Regions from separate parts of the Homo sapiens genome. Here region 2 is linked to region 1. Evidence: read pairs that join two places in POLR2A ChIA-PET (ENCODE). Cell type or tissue: Caco-2. All regions are shown on one strand. Each heading gives the region's core, and the rest is flanking DNA. Links, peaks and the distances in the headings are about the cores only.

Region 1 (4,400 bases), core at 196-4,195:
CCAACACACATCTTCCAAGCTGCCCATTGCCATTTTCTGAATTCTGGCTCCTTGTCAAACTCTCTTGTGTGTTCACATTCACCATAACTCCATGGTATAAATGCACTGGCAAATAGGGCCGAGAAGCAGGAAAGAGCAGTTTGCCCAGGCTTTGCCTTTCCTGAACCACACCTTGGACCTCACATCCCATGAAAGGCAGCTCTATTCATCATGGCCCACAAGACTCCATCTGCTGTGTCTTGTGGGCTGATGTTGGTGTCATATCCCACTGAAGCCTCATAGTCTACAGCCAATAGTGACACGTACACACATGCCAATAGTGACATGTACACAGATCTTCTAGAAGCTACTGTGTCATTCGAATGGCATGAAGAAGGCATGTTCCACATAAAAAGAGGTGAGAAAAAAATAAATGCACTTGGTGCATTAATGGGGTGGGACTGGGGTCATGTTTCCTCTCTTCATACAATTACTTTCCTTGCTGTTGCTATGAATTTGCACTGCTGGTGAGAATGTAAATTGGTCCAACCAAATGAGAAACGTGTTTGGCATTATCTAGTAAAGTTAAACATAAGCATCCCCCGTGATGCAACAATGTAATTCCAAGTTCTTTACCCAATGGAAACATGTACATATGTTCAACAAAAGATATTTACAAGAACTGGCCATTATCAAGAAAGTGAAGAATTAGATAGGCTAGTTAAGAGGCTATTAGAATAATCCAGGAGAGGTGTAAAGGTGTTTTGGACAGAGGTCATAACAGTGGAGGTGCCAGGAAGTGGTCAGATTCTGGTTGTATGTTGAAGGTAGACTTGAGTTAATGTGGGGCATGAAAGAAACAGAGGATTCAAGGATGACAGCAAGGCCTTTAGCTTGAGCAACAGAAAGGAAAGAGTTGCCATTTACCAAGATGGGGAAGACAGAGGAAGTGTAGACTTGGGAGATGAAAAATATAAGTCTTGATAAATCCATCATGATTATTAAATCATTCTATTTATTTAAAAAAGCAGGCTGGGTGCAGTGCCTCATGCCTGCAATCCCAGCACTTTGGGAGGCCAAGGCGGGAGGATCACCTGAGGTCAGGAGTTCAACACCAGCCTGGCGAACATGGCAAAACCTCGCCTCTACTAAAAATTAAAAAATTAGCCAGGCATGGTGGCATGTGCCTGTAATCCCAGCTACTTGGGAGGCTGAGACAGGAGGACTGACTGAACCTGGGAGGCAGAGGTTGCAGTGAGCCAAGATCGCGCCACTACACTCCAGCCTGCACAATAGAGCGAGACTCCATCTCAAAAAATAAAAAAGTAAACCGGTAACAGTGAAACTAAGCTTCTCTTAAATGTTCCAATATTATATGTATATATATGTAGTATGTAGTATGTATGTATATATGTAGTATGTATGTATATAAAAATTAGTAAGAGTTTTACTTAAAATCCTAACTCTAAACCCATGATTAAATTATGTATTTTAAATTCGAACCGCATCTTCTTTGGGCTGAGCTGTTTTGGGCATCCAAGGGGGGTTGACACACAGCAGTATCTCATAAAAACACATGATTCATGAAAGAAACAGAAGTGTCATTAAAACTGACTGCCCTAAGTAAATGGTGTATTATGTGCATATATGTGATTATGATGTTAAAGAAAGTAATGTAATGATCAGAGTGGCAATTCAATTTTGTGGTGTTGGTAAAACACTAAAAGCAAATGTTTCTGGTAAAATAATACAATCCCTCCTATTTTTATATTTTCAGCATCTCTGAAGATGTCCTATAATTATTTTCATTTAGTGTCCTAATATAGCAAATTAATAGATTTCTGAACATTTAACCCACCTTCTATTAACTGTTCATGGTGCATTACTCTTTGAATGTGCTGCTCTGGATGTTTGCTAATATTTGGGGCTTTCCTATTAATGTTTCAAAGTAACCACATCTGCGGCCAGGGAGCCAATAATCTGGCTGAGAGATGCATGAAGGAGGAAAATGTGTTCACAGAACCTCACTCCAGTGGCGTCCACAGCCGAGAGTCAGTAAAGGGACACGCTACAGCTGATGAGTTAGGTGAGGGGAGGAGTACGGTAGGAGGCCGCATCACCTTCCAGAACACGTGTCCTCTGCTCTCTTTGGGCAGCGGGCGCAATCTCCCCTCACACCGCAAACTGTCCTGGGATCTTCCCCCGCGCACCGCCCCTCGCCCGCGCCTGCCTTGGGAAATCTTGGCCCCACCTTTCTGATTCAGACCCCGCCTCCTGAAGAGAGTTAAGCCCTCCCCCACGTTCTCACAGCCGCGGCCCGGCCCCGTTCTGAGCTTGCGCACTAGTGACCATCGGGCTTTGGGGGCGGAGCCCGCGCAAGCACTCAGGCCACGCCCATGGCCAAGCCCACATTCCGCCCCATGGACAGGCCCACATTCCGCCCCATGGACACGCCTCCACAACCATGCATTTCCGGTGATGCTTAGAAATATAAAGATCGGAGTGGTAATGTAATTTTGTGACGTTGGTGAAAGACTAAAAGCAAATGGCAAAATCATACCCACTGACCTGAAATAGGGTCCAAATCGGGACAAAAAGGACATTTTTCTTTGCCTCCACCCTCTGACACAGCCTTTAGGAGGACAATGCCCTACGGCTGCCCCCAGCTGCCTAGAATCCACTCTACCCCAGACTACAGTGACAATTCTAAGCCCACCTGTCTTATGCAGAAACCGGGAGGCAGAAGGGGGCACACAACAGGAAGGGGAAGAAATGTTCTCTGAGGGAGAAACAGGTCCGTTTGGCACTTTCCACAGATGCACCCAACTCCGACTGGAATAACTGCTGCTTACTCCTCTGCTCATTGTGTCTTTGCAATTAAAAGAAAAAATTGAAGTAATTATCTCTGGTGAGTCACTTTCTGTATAGTTCACTTGTTATTCTCTCCTTTGTGCCATTATGAATTGACAAGTCCTTTGCAATAAGATAGAGAACAGTTTTGTAATAAAAAAGAACACAGTTGTTTAAAAAAAAACATGAAAACACAGGTTACAAAAAATGAAGCAATAAGGTAATGCACATAAATTAAGTCAAAGCAATGGAAAATAAATTGCAAACACAATAGAGTTATAAATATATATGGAAAAGAAGGACTAGATGACAATAAAACAAGATATAAACTGTTTCAGTTTATATGGTAAGAATAATGCTATTTTTTTCTAATAATCTCTGTTTTCAAATTTTCTTTAATGAATATCTGTGTACCAGCCCTTGTCCATTCTAGGGTGCTGTGGGGTTAAGATCAAACAAGGTATAGAATCACACATGCCTGGGTTTTAATCCTGCCTCAGCAAATTACTAACAGTATGTCCTTGAGCAAGTGACTTGACTTCTCTGAGACATACATATAGGGCCTGGCTGCCCAGATTACTATAAGCATGAAGAAAGATGATACAGACTAATGCTCAGCACAGGGTCTGTCAGAGGTAGTAACTGGGCTAATTGTAGCTATTACAATAGGGAACTTGATGGGTTTGTGATTTTGCTATTTATTTATTTTATTATATTACTAATCCTCAGTTAAAAATACATGTGAGAAGCATCCCCCAAATCTCACCAAATTTTTCTTTAGTTTCTTACCCTGTAGGTCCTATTTCTTCCTTGAGGGCATTTACCGCATCTTGCCCTCATATAATGTCTCTTTCCCCAGACATTGCCCCTCTCCATCCAGGCTCCTCATCGTCACTTACAGTTTCTCTGGGGAGTTAGGATGGCAGGGTGAACCAGCCTTATATACTCCCTAGTCTATGGATGGTGATAGCTCAGGGAACCTCCAGCAGCAGCAATTCCTGTCTCAGTGTGTCCCTGGCTTTCTGAGACAATGGTCATCTTAACTCACACATTCCCTTGTATAATGAAAAAATGAGGGAAGATGACATGTACTTGGCCAATGACCCTCCACTATCTGGGGGCCAGTGCAACTGGGCATCGAAAGCCTTATCTGGGCTGAGTGGCAGTGGCTCACACCTGTAATCTCAGCACTTTGGGAGGCTGAGGCAGGAGGATTGCTTGAGGCCAGGAGTTTGAGACCAGCCTGGGCAATATAGCAAGACCCCCCTCTCTACAAAAAAGAAAAAAATAAGCTGGGCGTGGTAGTGCATGCCTGTAGTTCCAGCTACTCGAGAGGCCGAGGCAAGACAATCGCTTGACCCCAGGAGTTGAAGGCTGCAGTGAGCTATTATTGTACCACTGCACTCCAGCCTGGGTAACAGAGCAAGATTCATTACTGGATGCCCATCACAAGCTTTCAAAGACTGTGTGTGGCCGCCATCGGCTGAGACAGTGCTAGAAGGGAATTTGGTTAATGGTAATAACTTGGACGTCACTGGCCATCTGCTCCCTAATCCTTCAGTCCCTTTCAA
Region 2 (4,400 bases), core at 271-4,270, 540 kb before region 1:
GATGGTGTTTTGCCATGTTGTCCAGGCTGGTCTTGAACTCCTGAGCTCAAGCGATCTGCCCGCCTCTGCTTCCCAAAGTGCTGGGATTACAGGCATGAGCCACCGTGCCTGGCCTAGGTAGACGCTTTTAGCTTTGGGGTGTGATGCCTGCCCCAGTATATAGTGAATTTAATTATTGCTAGAGCTGGCTGTTTGTTAGTTTTCTTTGAACATAAGATACTCATTGTTTTTAGTTTGCAAATCCCTCTTCCTTTTTAAAAAATTTCTTTCCCTTAAATTGTTTGCATGTTAGCAATAACAAATGCTTAAATGGTGCTATGTGCTAGATACTCTTCTAAGCCCTGTTATGTATATTAACTAATTTTTTAAATTACACAAATCAGAGAGGTTAAGTAACTTGCCCAAGATTACCCAACAATACTAGGATTTGAACCTAAGTTTGTCTCACCCCAGATTCTGCTCTTAATCTCTAAACTTTTAAGTTAGTAGTGACAATAGTAGGTATTTATTGAATACTTAACTATGTTTTAGGCGTTGAAGTAAATATTTTGCAGGCATTATCTAATGTAAACACCCTAAAGTTACATAACAGGTACCCTTTAGGTAAATAAACACTAGTATGACCTTGGAGGCACAGATAGTTGAAGTAACTTGCCCAATATCACTTACATGAAATTGGCCCTCAAATGTGTCTGATACAACCCATGCTGCTTGTAACTATCGTTTTAAACTGCCAGGGTAAACTTGGACACACTTGAGCTAAGAAAAAGCTTTTAGATTTTTGCAAATTAATGTGAAAGATATGCTTTATGTGGATATAATATCTTCTAAATTTCGGGGATGGTAGTCCTAGAAATGTAATCCTGCCCTAGCCGAGCTTACCCTGCCAATAATTTTTTACAGAATTGGTAAAACGGAGCACCTTTTTTTTGTCCTTGGCCACACTGTTATCAACAGGGTGTAGATTGACATCAATCTGTAGGTGTAAACCAGAATTACTCTTTGTGACCACCAGGAAATAGAGCAGTTCAGTTCAGGGGTTTCTTTCTGTGAATTTAGCACTGTGACCTGCATACTACAAGTCTACTTTGTTTTCTATCCATTGTTTGTATCTGGGTATTGCAAAAGGTAGGAAAAGGACCAACCAGATCAGCAGAGAAGAGTTGCCTTGGAGTTTTCTTTTAGTTTTCTGCAGTTCATTAGATAGTAACTAGGCCATGTCATTTTACTCCCTTGTAGTGAAGATATGTTGAAGTTGTACTGGTATACTCTTCTACCTTTCTGTAATTTTATATTGTGTAGACTTGATAAAATTTATGTGTCAATCACCACCATTAATATCAATATTGAGCCTCAATTCTTATTTTTCTGCCCAGTGGCTGCCAAATTACTAACATTTACAATAATTCACTACTACTAAGATAATCTACTAGTTCGATCACATACTTCAAATTGTTATGGAACTACTGTCTTCAGCATTGTGCTTCTGATAACTGATAAGTATAATTTTTTTTTTGTCCAGAGTGAACATGTCTATTCTTCCACTGTACACACTAATAAAAGGAAAAATTGTAATATTGGGTAAATTCATGTCCTTACACATGTAGTAGTTATGAGCCCATGTCCCTAGAATGAGTAATAATTTATCCCTCCCTTGGTTGAATAGTCAAGAATGCTGATTTTAATTCTTCTAACAGCTTTATCCCTCAGAAGGGAAGGCAAGCAAGTTATATATGTAGTTTATTTGTAAGACTGATATGAAATTGGAAGATGAATCTACTATTAGCTTTAATTATTTTTACATTTAGGAATATTGCATCAGTAACTCATAATTTTGGTTTTCTGTTATCCTGAGTTAACACAAATTATCCAAGGAGATGGCGGATCATCTGCTTTGAGGTGTTTTTTTTTGAGAATTTTAATGTATCTGAATATAAAAGGTAAAAATATGCCAACTAGCAATTTCTGCCCATTCCAGAAGTTTGGAAATATTACTCATTACTAGGAATTAAATAAAATATGGTTTATCTATTGTTATACCTCTTTTAATTCACATAGCTCATTTTTATCTTTTATTTTTGTTTGTTTTTTTTGAGATGGAGTCTTGCTCTGTCACCAGGCAGGAGTGCAGTGATGCAATCTCGGCTCACTCTAGCCACCGACTCCCTGGTTCAAGCGATTCTCCTGCCTGAGCCTTCTGAGTAGCTGGGATTACAGGCAGGCACCACCACGCCCAGCTAATTTTTGTAGAGACAGGATTTCACCGTGTTGGCCAGGATGGTCTCCATCTCCTGACCTCATGATCTGCCTGCTTCGGCCTCCCAAAGTGCTGGGATTACAGGTGGGAGCCACTACGCCTGGCCCACATAGCTCATTTTTAGACTCACTTCCATTAAGTCTTGTTTGGACCCACGAACATTGTCTTTTTTTTTTTAAGATGGAGTTTCACTTTTGTTGCCCAGACTGTAGTGCAATGGTGCAATCTCAGCTCACTGCAATCTCTGCCTCCTGGGTTCTAGCAATTCTCCTGCCTCAGCCTCCCGAGTAGCTGGAATTACAGGCGCCCGCCACCACGCCCAGCTAATTTTTGTGTTTTTAGTAGAGACGGGGTTTCACCATGTTGGGCAGGCCAGGGGTGATCCGCCCACCTCAGCCTCCCAAAGTGCTGGGATTACAGGTGTGAGCCACCGCATCTGGCCAACATGTCTTTTTTTTTTTTTTCCTTTTTAACCACAAAGAGACTTAAGCAGTCCTTGTCACAGATGATGAATTGATGTTGCAAGTATTGTCTTAGCTTGGATTAATTTTCTTGCTTACTGTAATTTTAGATAATATAGCTTTGTAATTAGAGATTTTATGTGTAAACCACAAAAATGTTTACATGAAGGCCATTATTACAGATGTGACGTGCATAATTATTAGTAATTTGTATGTTTACATGGGTCAGTCTGGCAAAAAATTATGAAGTTTTAAAAATTAAAAAAAATTATAATGCCAGTTTTACTGGAAAGTAAAATTATTTCAGTAATCGATTATAGCAAAAGTATTGATTTTCATTCCAGACAAAAGTCAGAATGAAAGGTAATTTCTCAATACTCTTTCAGATTAATAAAAGTACCTGTAGCGATTTTTATCATTCACAAGTATATCACAAGTAAGTTAGAATTTGAGAACTGTGTTCTAGATCTCTGAGGAGATGCAGTCAGATTTCTGAACTGTCTCAGCAAATGGTAAGTAACTTAGAGCTAGTAATTAATAACCTGTCCTTTGATTTCTGATTCAGCCAAGAATGGCCATATTTGGGAAAGGCAGATCTGGAGAGTAACCACGTTTTCATTCATTTACCACTTCTAGGCCCCTCCAGAGCTCTCAGATATTTTGGGGTTGAGCCCTTCCCCAAAGCCATACAGGACCTTTTTTTTGTGATCTGTTCTAGCCATTTTTATGTTGGGTGCTTGTTATGGACTGAGCATTTATGTCCTCCCACACCCCCCCCATACCTTTTTTGAAGTCCTAACCCCCAGTGTGATGGTATTTGGAGACAGGGCCTTTGGAAGGTAATTACAGTTAGAAGAAGTCGGGAGGGTTGGGCCCAGGTCTGATTGGATTAGTGCCCTTATATGAAAAGACACCAGGACGGGCGCAGTGGCTCACACCTGTAATCCCAGCACTTTGGGAGGCCAAGGTGGGTGGATCACGAGGTCAGGAGTTTGAGACCAGCCTGGCCAATGTAGTGAAACACCATCTCTACTAAAAATACAAAAATTAGCTGGGTGTGGTAGCGGGCTCCTGTCATCCAAGCTACTCGGGAGGGTGAGGCATGAGAATCACTTGAACCCGGGAGTTGGAGGTTGCAGTGAGCCCAGATTGTGCCACTGTACTCCAGCCTGGGTGACAGAGTGAGACTCTGTCTCAAAAAAGAAAAAAAAAAAAAAAGAGACACCAGAGAGCTTGTTAGAAGAGGTCATGTGAGCACACAGTTAGAAGACCTTCAAGCCAAAGAAGAGGCCTGAGATTGAAACCTACCTTGCAGGTACCTTAATTTTGGACTTCCCAGCCTCCAAAACTGTGAGAAATAAGTTTCTGTTAAGTCACTCAGTCTGTGGTATTTTGTTATGGCAGCCTGAGCAGGTAGTTGTTCTTTCAGAAGGTGTTGATAATAACCACATGCAACACCAAGTCACAAATAATAAAACAGATGTAACTTATATTCATACAGAAAGTTGGGCACTGCCATTGCCTTGTTGGTTTACACGGCTGTGCTAGTTCAGTAGCAGAAAGGTGCTGGTCTCCTTTACTCAGTTTACAATCTAGGCAGTAGAATGTAATCACTGCTTTAAACTTGATACTGCTTAGGGAGAGAATCATTGGTGCTGGGTAACTTTGGGTTCTAGGTTTAC

Evidence for each region. Peaks named below come from ENCODE experiments on the same cell type or tissue, not always from the same donor. Only the 100,000 strongest peaks of a DNase experiment are listed, where the experiment ranks them.
Region 2: POLR2A ChIA-PET joins it to region 1 with 6 read pairs; 2 of 35 experiments call an interaction of 5 or more read pairs at or near these places.

The regions. Positions count from the first base shown.
Region 1 is chrX:135,001,917-135,006,316 of GRCh38, forward strand. No RefSeq gene overlaps it. Among named protein-coding and RNA genes, the nearest start is that of SMIM10, 13 kb to the left of the region's middle. RefSeq lists enhancers at 2,156-2,666, 2,667-3,175 and a silencer at 2,189-2,248. In Caco-2, for the core only: no CTCF peak of the experiment used is centred there; a DNase peak (open chromatin) is centred at 2,235; H3K4me3 peaks cover 884 bases.
Region 2 is chrX:134,462,504-134,466,903 of GRCh38, forward strand. The region is part of intron 1 of HPRT1 (hypoxanthine phosphoribosyltransferase 1); the gene reads left to right. Among named protein-coding and RNA genes, the nearest start is that of HPRT1, 4.5 kb to the left of the region's middle. In Caco-2, for the core only: no CTCF peak of the experiment used is centred there; no DNase peak of the experiment used is centred there.